Linked DNA regions of Homo sapiens: all the other regions are linked to region 2. Evidence: chromatin contacts called from ENCODE Hi-C data. All regions are on one chromosome and are shown on one strand. The core of a region is the stretch at or near the end of the contact, and the rest is flanking DNA. Distances in the headings are between cores, read along the strand shown. Region 1 overlaps PTCH1 (patched 1). Region 2 holds the start of LINC00092 (long intergenic non-protein coding RNA 92). Region 3 holds the start of CDC14B (cell division cycle 14B).

What was found. A loop is a pair of places that touch in the nucleus more often than their neighbours do. Pooled maps may share reads with other maps.
Region 1: a pooled map shows a loop between it and region 2 (3-fold over the local background). The contact joins the enhancer-like site here to the promoter of LINC00092 in region 2. A Hi-C loop is called at or near these places in 7 of 50 pooled maps.
Region 3: a map of CD4-positive, alpha-beta memory T cell shows a loop between it and region 2 (6-fold over the local background). The contact joins the promoter of CDC14B here to the promoter of LINC00092 in region 2. A Hi-C loop is called at or near these places in 1 of 168 maps with a recorded cell type or tissue (CD4-positive, alpha-beta memory T cell).

Annotation. Positions count from the first base shown.
Region 1 is chr9:95,458,086-95,461,585 of GRCh38, forward strand. PTCH1 (patched 1) reads right to left here. Exons shown (of 24, transcript NM_000264.5): 17 at 1,515-1,698; 18 at 1-208. Among named protein-coding and RNA genes, the nearest start is that of PTCH1, 49 kb to the right of the region's middle. Within about 2 kb of position 1,251, at least 4 of the 41 ENCODE cell types and tissues checked have a DNase peak (open chromatin) inside an H3K27ac peak, as active enhancers do.
Region 2 is chr9:96,020,475-96,023,629 of GRCh38, forward strand. LINC00092 (long intergenic non-protein coding RNA 92) reads right to left here and starts at 1,337. Exons shown (of 2, transcript NR_024129.2): 1 at 1,111-1,337; 2 at 1-807. It overlaps LOC105376159 (a long non-coding RNA gene), which reads right to left. Exons shown (of 2, transcript NR_188619.1): 2 at 2,786-3,155. It also overlaps a transcript of ERCC6L2 not described here. RefSeq lists a silencer at 517-566 and enhancers at 777-826, 2,259-2,759.
Region 3 is chr9:96,617,945-96,621,303 of GRCh38, forward strand. CDC14B (cell division cycle 14B) reads right to left here and starts at 1,899. Exons shown (of 14, transcript NM_033331.4): 1 at 1,275-1,899. The coding sequence starts at 1,434. RefSeq lists an enhancer at 1,050-1,550.

The DNA of each region.
Region 1 (3,500 bases), core at 1-2,500, 560 kb before region 2:
ATGAACAGCAGCAGCCAGTGGCGGAGGCCGATGTACTGCTCCCAGAAGAGGAAGGGGTAGCCGTTGGGGTAACTGGACAGCCCCAGGCTCGTATAGTTGCTGCAGATGGTCCTTACTTTTTCAATTGCCTCCACAAAGTCTGAGGTGTCCCGCAAGCCGTTGAGGTAGAAAGGGAACTGGGCATACTCGATGGGCTCTGCTGCCGGGACTGGACAGAGAAGGGCACAGGTTAGGAGCAGCCCAGGGTAGAAGAGCATCACAGTTTCAATGGAAAGAGAGAAGAACTTTGCATGAAAGCTTACTGACTGCTCTTCTACATGATACAAAGAACAAACAATGCTGATCATAGCCTCCAGGCCTTTACGATCTTCCCATTTGGTTTAAAAATGTTTAACTCTGTGATGTGTGTATTTTTTAAGATTTGATTTTAATCTTCCAGCAGTCATTCTTTGTGAGGGGTCTAAAAACTCCAGGCTTACATTTTGGGAACATTTTTTTGTTCCCTTGACACATATGAAAATACCAAGTTCACACAGTTTTATTCAATCACTTGCAAGAGCAAAAGAACTCAAGAGTCATGCTTTCCTGAGAAAAATGCTTAACTTATCCTTTTAGTGCCTGAACAAACTTCAACCTTGTATGCTTCTTTTCTAATGCAATGCTAAGTCTTCAGCAACAGGGGAAGAAATCCTTACACAACAAGCATTTAGTTACTGCCGTTGTGTGTTCCAGACCCTCTGGGGTCATTCAGTTGACTTGCTAAACATGATTTGCCCTATTATAATCTCAACTATAAATTTTCATTAAGACAAGCCTTGGCTGCCTGCCACAGGGCTCTGGGCAGCACTGGATCCGGGGAAGCACTACTCGCTGAGTCTCCAGCCATGTTTGCAAGGGGACCCGTCTTCTTTCTCACATCCTCCCTTGGCCCGGTATCCAAAGCATACGCTACTAATATCTCCACCAGAAATGCAAATGAAATCCACACAGAACCACCTTTCAAACTCTGGGCTGAGAGGTGAAAGGAAGAGGACGCTGTTGTATACAGACTTTTCTGCTCCGGTTTAAACAGCTTTGACACAGTGCAGGTGCTTGGTGGCTTATAGGAATGACCCAATGTGCCAAAAATCCCTTCAACACCAGAGTTGACAAAGTTAAGATAAACATATAATCCCCAGCGATAAAACTCTGCAATAGTAAAATAACACTTAACCTGGAGGCGTCCCCGGTGTTCACAGGGAACAGCTGGCACGTGAGAGCAACGCCTAATGAACGTCTTAGCATTAAAGCTACGAATGGAGACGAGACACTGATTTCCCAATGTGATAGAGTGCGGGGGTTGTATCCCATTACACATCCTCGTCTCCCAGAGTTTTAAACGAGAAGAAATAGATTGTTCTGTTTACACTTCTGAACCCTGGGTAGCGTCAACGGATGAAGGCTGTTGCTGAGTTTGGAGAACCAGGGAAGGCACCTCTGTAAGTTCCCAGACCTCCCGATAAAACGCTACTTACTTCTCAGCCTTGTTTCAGGCATGTAGTCGGCTTTGTCGTGGACCCATTCTGGTCGGTGTGGCCGGATGTTGGCCTGGGAGGCAGCATACGCGACGGGGTCGTTGCTGACCCAAGCCGTCAGGTAGATGTAGAAAGCGCTGGGATTAATGATGCCATCTGCATCCACCAGACGCTGTTTAGTCAACTACAAAAACGGGAAGAACAGAGGCCTTTGAGAATGGGGTTGGGGGTAAACACACTTCTGCCTTGAGAGCACAGAAGCTGAGCTTCGCACAGCATTACAACAAAGAATAGAATGCCTACTGTTGAAAGTGTCGAAAATCCCATCAGAACACCTTTGATTTCTTTCAATGTGCACTTATCGGAGGATGCAATCACTGGCGTGTTTATAACAAACACAGTTCTGCAGATGGCCCAGGAATTGGCTGAACCAATTAAATCTGAATGCTAAAAGACCGTCTGCAGCCAAGGCAGAGAATGAACAATCTGGAGAAACATATTTATAGGAGGGGAAGGGGGAGAAACCTGGCAAGAATCCCCATGCACGTCTGTGTGCAGTTAACCTCTGTTGTTAACACTGAAGGAAATGCCACCCAGTAAATGGAGGAGAGCTATAAAAATAAAACAACATCTGTATAAATTTTGCTAACACTAGCCTCCTATGACCTGTGGATTCAAAAAATGCCCAGCGCCAGAAAGTGCAAGGGACGAGTGCACACCCTCAAGCCTCGCCAGGTGATCTTATTCCCGGAGGTCGTAGTACTCCGCACGCCGCGTCCTCTGCGTGGCCAAATGTGCTCCCTCGGCAGGAGGGCTTGTGGGCTTTGCTGAGGTGGGGAACTCTGTGGGACTCAGTATGTGTTTGTACGTTTTATATACATAGAAAAATTCCGTTTCCTGTTTATTTTAGATTCAGGCCTCATTCCTCGCTTTGGGTCTTTTTTAAACAAAATGAAAAACACCAGTGACAGCGGCTCCTAGAGAAGGAGTGAAGGAAGAAGGAGCAGGGAGAGAGTGAGAGAACTGGATTTCGGGGATCTGGATTCAATTAATCCACAGGATATGTAACAACTGCATGTCCTCAACACATCCCTGGAATCAAACAGCGCAGCCCGTGGCCTCTGTGCATGCAGCACGCCTTTCTCCCTCCCGGGAGGAGGAAATGGTATCTGGGGGTCTGGCCCAATCCCATTTGTCCCACAGTATCCCTGGTCCCTCGCCCAGCCCTGCTGCCTGGGCACTTTCCTGGTGTCTCTGAGGCAGACTCCTCTGCCTGCATCCTTGGGAAACGTGATGGTCTGCTGCCTGCTGCTGTGAGCTCAGAGTTTCACACTCCATAACAACTCTGAACAATGTACTTTGTAAATCTGTCACCTTGAATGCCAGCAAAAAAGGGGAGACAATAAACATAGCTGCTGAGAAGATCATTAGCATGACGGTTTTCTGCCTGAAGGTGAAGCAAGCAAGCTACAAAGAGCCAAGGGAAGAGGCTCCGAGGAAGCTGAGGTAGCCCGGGCCCCGTGCAATTGGAGGAGTCCAAAACACACTCCTGAACACACCTGCAGAACCAAAAGGGGTATGCTGGAATCCAAATGGCAGCAAGAAGATGCAAACACAAGTGGAGAATATGATTCCCAAACAGAAACGGTTATTACTGCAGGAGTGAGCAGAATGGCGCAGCCACTCTGATTCCAAGGGTGCACATTTCCGTTTGCTTCACTCATCACAGAGCGATCTGTCTACTCCTGGGGCCAGGGCCACCCAAAGATCTCAAATGTAACAAATCTTCCCATCCTTCTGTCACCTCTCCAATCTCCTAACCCACCCACCTACCCCAAATTCTGCTCATCCAAATGACTGCTACCCAAGAAATCCATCTTTCCAAGCTTGAATACCATCAAGACCAACAAGGTACCGAGTCCTAGAACTGAAAGAATCACACGCCGCTGCATTTCTAACATTGGAAAGAGCCTGCACTCTCTTGGC
Region 2 (3,155 bases), core at 87-2,586:
GAATCGGCCCCGCGGAGCCCAGGTAGGGGCGCCGCTCACCTCCTAAAATGCCCTCAAAGACCCCTTAGGGCACAGCCATATGCTGAGACATGTTGGGGTGGACAAGCAGGTCTCAAGAAGCTTAGAATGTCCCCTAGGTGGACGCTAAGGGACAAGGCCCACCGAGGAAGGCAGCTGCAGATGATGGAATGCCCTCCCAATGGCGGGAACAAGCAAGGCTTCCGCAGCTCAAAAGGAGAAACATGCTTTGCGCTGGAGTCCTCAGAAAAGGCCACTTCCAAACTGTGGGGATGGGGAGTGGACGGGCCTAAGAGAATGGGAAGGCAGAACACCCCTTCTCCAGTCTCCCTTGGCCGTTAAAACCCCAGAGCAGCAGCAACGTGGGCTGTTTGGTGCGGAGGTTCCTGGTTTGGGTTGGCCAGGCGTAGAGTGCTTCCGACAATTCACCCACCCTCCAAGACGCGCGGGCCGGGGAGCGGGGAGAGGGCGGAGGGAACGGCGCACCGGGCCCCGTCGGACTGTTGGACCAAAAGTCCTCAGTGTCGGGGGCTCGCAGCGCCGCCGCGGCGAACCCAGCTAGGGGGCACCGCCTGCGCCGGGCACAGGGAGGCCGTTCGGCTTTCCCCCTCGCGCCCATTACTCTCAGGCGTCCCGGGGAACCCCGCGGGCCAAGTGTCGGGCTGCGTCCGGGCAGAGGCGGCTTCGCCTGGTGTCAGCGCGTTTCCGAAGGGCACCCGCGGCGGGGCCCACAACTCGAGCTGGGAGCCGCCCCAAGCAACCCGTTCCTCCGAATCAGGCTGCTTTTCTCTGTAAAGAAAAGAGAAAGCAAGCGATTAACTGATGGCTTGGCCGGCTGGAAACGGGAAAGCGAGTTCTCCAGGAGCCGCACACCTCGGGGAAGCCCAGTCCCTCCCGGGCAGGGAGCGAGGGGCGGTCCTGGGGGCTGCTTCCCGCGGGGAGAGAAGGGAGGGCGGCGCAGCCCTCTGCGGGGTCCGCCCCTCGGTTCTCCGGACCCCCGCGGCCTGGGGGACACGGGGCAAATTCTCGGATAGCGACGGGCAGGAAGGGGACCCGGGCTGGCGATGGGCCGAGTGCCTCCTTTGCTCTCACCCCCGCGCGAAGACGAGGCCAGTGGGCGGGTGGCGTGGGGCGAGGCCTCCGCAGGCCGCCGGGGGCCCAGGCACCTGGAGCCGGGAGGGTCCGCTCCCTTCCCCGCCCTGGATGGCGGCCTATGGGAAAGCAGTCTCCACTGGATCCCGCGCGCGTCGCGCCGAGGTCGTGGGAAACCGAGGGCGGGAGGGCGGGAGGGCGGAGGCGCCGGCAGGGTCGGCGGGACTGGGGCTCGGACGGAGGACAGGGGCGAGGAGGAGGCAGGAAGGACGCCGGGTACTGCGGGGCGCCTAGGGGGTTCCGAGCGCAGCGGCTGCGGGGCCGACCCGCCCAGGATGGAATCAGGGCCCCGGCGCCCCCACGCCGCTCCTCCAGGCCGAACCCCTGCGGCCCCAATCCCCCGGCCTCACGCCCACCCCGCAGGTCGGCCCTGCAGCTGCCTTCCCTTCCTCCACCTCCCTCCCGCCTCCGAAGCCGGCGCCCCCGGCCAAGTGGCCGCTCTCAACCTGTTACCAAGTCCTAGAGAGAATTTCTCCAAAATATTTCCTGGATCCCCCTGCCAAGGGCCCTGTCCCGCCCTTCCAGCTCCCAACTGGATGCCTGCAGACCTCTCCCCGGGTTCCGAGGCTCTGGCCTCCTCCCTCCCTAATCCATTTTCCACACCGCTTCCCCGGGAGCCCGTTAAAATACACCGGGACCGCGGCGGGTGCAAGCCTCCTGTATCTCCACATAGCAGGCTAAGGGGAATTGGGTAGGGAATAAAGGCTGCAGGGGACATCGGCTGGCAGGTATGAAGCCCGTATTGTGTGTCGTTTGTTAAACACTTCCAGTGGATTTTCTCGTTTAATCTGCCCAACAACGCTTCTGGGCCGGTATTCGTATTGTTTTATAGAGGGAGAAACTGAGGCACAGAGGGGCACTCGGCTTGTAAGCAACGGAGTAATTCAGAGCCCGTCAGCCCCACGCCGAGTTTATTCACCCTGGCAGGGGCTTCCGCGGGAGCCATGACCCTTCCTAACTGGGGTGGAAGGACCCGCAGCGCCAGCCGGGTCCGGGCCAGACGGCAGCGAGTGTCTGTTAATAGGGATGCTGAATGGGTCAGGCAGTGGGGCACAGGTTCAGTGTGATCTGGAATGCCTGCGAGGCCCCCTTGCTCATCCACCTGCCTTTAATGGATGGGTGGTCTGAGTTTCTGGAGATGGGCAAGATGGAGCAGTCTCCACACTTGGCTCTTCAGCCCCGGCGCCCCCCACAGCCGCCTCTGCTTTCCTGGAGATACCGCAGGCTCCTAACCTCAGGCCGGCTTGTGCTGCTCCACCCTCTCCCTCCCCCACAGACACAGGCCACTTAGCGCGCTCTCCCGTCCCTCACCCCTGCCAACAGCAGCCACTTCTGGCCACTTCCTTTACATGTGAATGAGTCCAGGTCTGGGCTGCCTTTGTCCGGGGAGGCCGGTGGGATTTCCATCAATAATTGTTGGTTGGTGAGTCAGGGGTCAGCAGTGGTCTCCTTTCCAGGACCCAGAAATGACACCACAAGGGTAACTGGCCACTATTTCCTGCCTAGGAACTAGCAGCATCCCACCCCCACCACTCCATGGCCTAGATAAGACAGGCCAAGACCCCAGAGACAACAGGACTCTGGAACAGGGAAGGGATTTATGATTAGCATAGGCTCTAGTTAAATTCCTTTTTTTATTTCTGTGCATTGACCTATTATGTAATATGCTTTTTTCTTCCTGGAATACAGATCCTACCAGTGGTTTTATTCCTTTTTTATATAATGTTTAATTCATCTGTCTCTGTAAATCCATCACATGAAATTGAAAGGGTCTCAAAGAGCAGACTGTTTCCCCCCTAACTCTTCCACTATTCAACCCAGGGGCAAGCACTGTCATCCCTCACTGCTACCAGCTTCTGGTCAGTCTTTCTGGCCACACGTATGTAGACATGCTTCATTCTTTTAACTGTGTTTTTGATGTTTTCTATATTAACACCAAAAAAAAGTACACTAAGAAATCAGTGCTATTTCCGAATGGAGCCCGG
Region 3 (3,359 bases), core at 649-3,148, 600 kb after region 2:
CGGGACTTGGCTTCTCAGTCTCAGCAGGCTTCACCTCCCGCACACCCCCCGCAGCTACCGGCCGGGGACTGGTACTCAGGGCAACCCCTTCCTATGCCCGCTCTGGTTCCCAAGGGCCATCCACCAAAGCCGAGAAACCCGCTCTGCTCTCAGCTTCATTTCAAAACGAACTTAGTTTCCAGATTGTCCATGAACCTAGAATATTATTTCTCCTAAACGTCTGTGTTTGTCTAAACACTTCCACTTAATGTTCTCGCCACTCCAGCTTACCTGGTTTATCAAAGGCTAGGGGCTGGAAACAGTTTTTAATAACGCCACGCACCGAGGTTGACACATTCCCCGCCACTGAAAACAGACTGCCAATTCCCTCAAAATCGTGGACAGCTCTGCTGTTTACACAGCGTTGCCACATACATCATCACATTTAATGCCTTCACACGCGTCACTGTCAATCCCAGCAAACCTAACAGCTGCCAAATTGGATTTATGAGTCTCCAAGAACAGTCGAATCAGCACTAACAGAACAGCTATCGAAGGGCTGCTTGGCTACCTGCTCTGGCTGGCTGGGATTTCTCAAAAGTGACAACCCGGACATTCGTCTTGCCGGCTGGCTCGAATGCCACCAACGTGACACCTTCCTTCTCGAGGCCCCGGCGGGGAGCGGACCCCGGGAGGCGGAGGCGTTCGGGGGGCGCGCTAGGGGGCAGGGCGCGGGAGGCCCAGGAGAGGGGCTCGGGCTTACGCGCCGGACGGGCAACGCGGCGCCCAGGGTCCCAAGGCTACGGAGCAGCGGGGGTTTGGCCAACGCCAAAAAGGGGCAGCTCCCGTGCCAGGCGCGTTCAGCGCGCTCGGGGAATCCTCAGGGGCTGATTCAGAGGTTGTGACTCGCGCGAGGGCCAACCGGGCTCGCAATCCCTGAAGGCGGAATCCACAGGAACTCAGAAGCAGCCCGCGGGGAGGAGCTGCAGGTTCGAGGCGCCGGGCTGACGCCCGCAACTTAGAAAGGTGACCCTCGGTCCATCTTGCTGGTGGAGGAGGGTGCACAAGCTAAAGTTAAAGCTCGCAGCCCACGCAGCTAGAAACTCGGGGCGGGGGGCGCTCCTCAGGAGCCAGGCTCCTAAAGGGGGTGTGGCGGCCGGGGCGTTTAAGGGGGTGGGGGCGAAGGCATTTCGGCCCGGCCCCGGAGGCCCCGGGCAGCCCGGTGGGAGGTGGGCCAGGGCCCCGCGCCGGGTGCGGCCGTCCGGGGCCCTCCGCGCGCCCACTGGCCGGCTCACCGGTGATGTCCAGGTACACGTCGTCCTGGGGGTCCCGGCGGCGCGGGTCTTGCTGCGTGGAGCTGCGGATCTTCTTCACACCCGGCGAGGTCGACGAGCAGCGCCGCGAGCAGGGGGGCGCGGCGGCCCAGCTCGACCGCCGCTCGCTTTTCCGCTTCATGGAGGCGGCCGCGGCCCGTCAGGGGGCCACGACCATGGCCCCGCGCGCCCGCGCGCCCGCCGAGGCTCCCGCCAGCCCCGCGCGGGCGCTCGGGGCGGCGGGCGCAGAGCGGCGCTGCGGGGACGGCGGGCGCCGGCAGAGCCCGGCGGGAGGCGGTCGCGCAGGAGCCGGAGGAGGAGCCCGGCCCACAGCGCCTGCCCCGCTGCCTCCCGCGGCCGCCGCAGGACCGGCGCCGCAGCCCTCGCTACAGCGCCTCCTGCCGCGGCCGGCGCCCCCAGCCCGCCCCCAGGTGCCCGCAGCCGGCTGGCGCGGCCGAGGCGACGGGGCTGCAGCTGGCGGCCGGAGCTGCCCGGGGTAACCGTGCGTGCCCACCGCGGCCGCGGCCGCTGCTGCGTAGGCGCCGGGGCACAGCAGGACGCGGCTCGTGGGGACCCCAGGAGGGCTGTTCCGTGGCGCTTCATTCACAAAAAAGGGCCCACAACCCTCCTCGGGGCCCGCAGACTGAGGCCTTTCATTGGCCAATGCGGCGTGACGTCACGGAGACGGGGCCTTTCTACAGGCAGGTACTCGGTGACGCCATAAAGAAAACTCTGAGGGCTTCCGCCAATCAGAGATAAAGTGTGCTAGCGACCTTCGCCAGCCCCCCAACTTTTGTTTCTTCTGTGTCCTCCAGGTGCCAGCACCCCAGATCCCAACTTTCTTTAGTGAGTCACCAAACATTTACACAGCCCCACCCTAGTAACTTAACTCCAGGTCTTTGGCATATATATATCTTAAAGTATTTCTTGAATTTCCTTGTAATTCGCGCCAAGAGAAAGGGACTTTTGCCATGGCTGCCAGCTTGGAAGAGGATGGCCTGATTACATTACCTGCAGCTATATAGATTTAAAGTAGAGTTGATTTCAGAACTTAAGTAAAACTATTTAAACAACTACGCTCTATTTATCGACCTATGCCCAGCATTCAAACAGGCCAAGCAAGGGCTTCTTAAGGACCCGATGAAACTTCCGTGGAACCACAATATACCGTGGTTGTTTGCACCTCAGAGTTTCTCATCTCGGAATCCAGCGCCCACATTAATTCAGTAAGTTTATACACTCATTGCTGTGTATACTGAGGTGTCGACAGGTCCGATTATATCATGAAGTATTGAAGCAAGGGGCAAGTTTTGTCCTTAAACTTCTTTATCTGGCACACTGTAGGGTCATATCCTCTTCTTTTTCTACTGGATTAAAATAATGCCCTATCTTCCTGGAACTTAACCAAAAACTGTCATTTTGGAGGGCCTTTAAACAAACGTCCATGGTAGCATCTAAAAGGGTGAGAAGATTGGAGGGCAGTGTTAAGATTTCACGGCCCCAAATTTTACAACATCTGCAAGCTGTCCCTATTTTTCACCAGCACTTGAACGTTTTATCCTGCAGTTCCGCAGTTAACTGCCAGCCTGGGGAAAAGAAAGATGAATTTGAGTCAGTCCCCTTGGAAGCCTCTCAGAAATGCAAATTTTCATAGAGCACCTCAGGAAGGGGCTCTTTGACTTCTATTGTTGTGGGCTTTTACCTTAAGCACGGCTAAATAAGGAAGTAGGGGGGCTGTGTCTGAAGCTAGAGATCAGCAACTCTGTAAGCACTTTTTCTTAAGGTTGGTTCTCCTGTTCACTCTTCCTCTGTTTCCCCTAAGGAAATCAGTGAAGGCCTTAAATTTAAAATGATCTACATGTCTGTCTGTAGGGGCAGCAAAGAAGCTAGAGACGTGGGAGGCTGTGCGGCGCTGCGCAAGTAAGTTTTAGAGAGCAGAAACGGTAGGGTCACAGTCCTTTGTTTTGACCTGGAGGAGGAGGAGGAGACCTTTCAGACCGGCCTAGGGGCTCAGCATTGGAAAGCCACCCAGTTTCCCAGACTACCAGGGATTTTAAATGAGTGGGT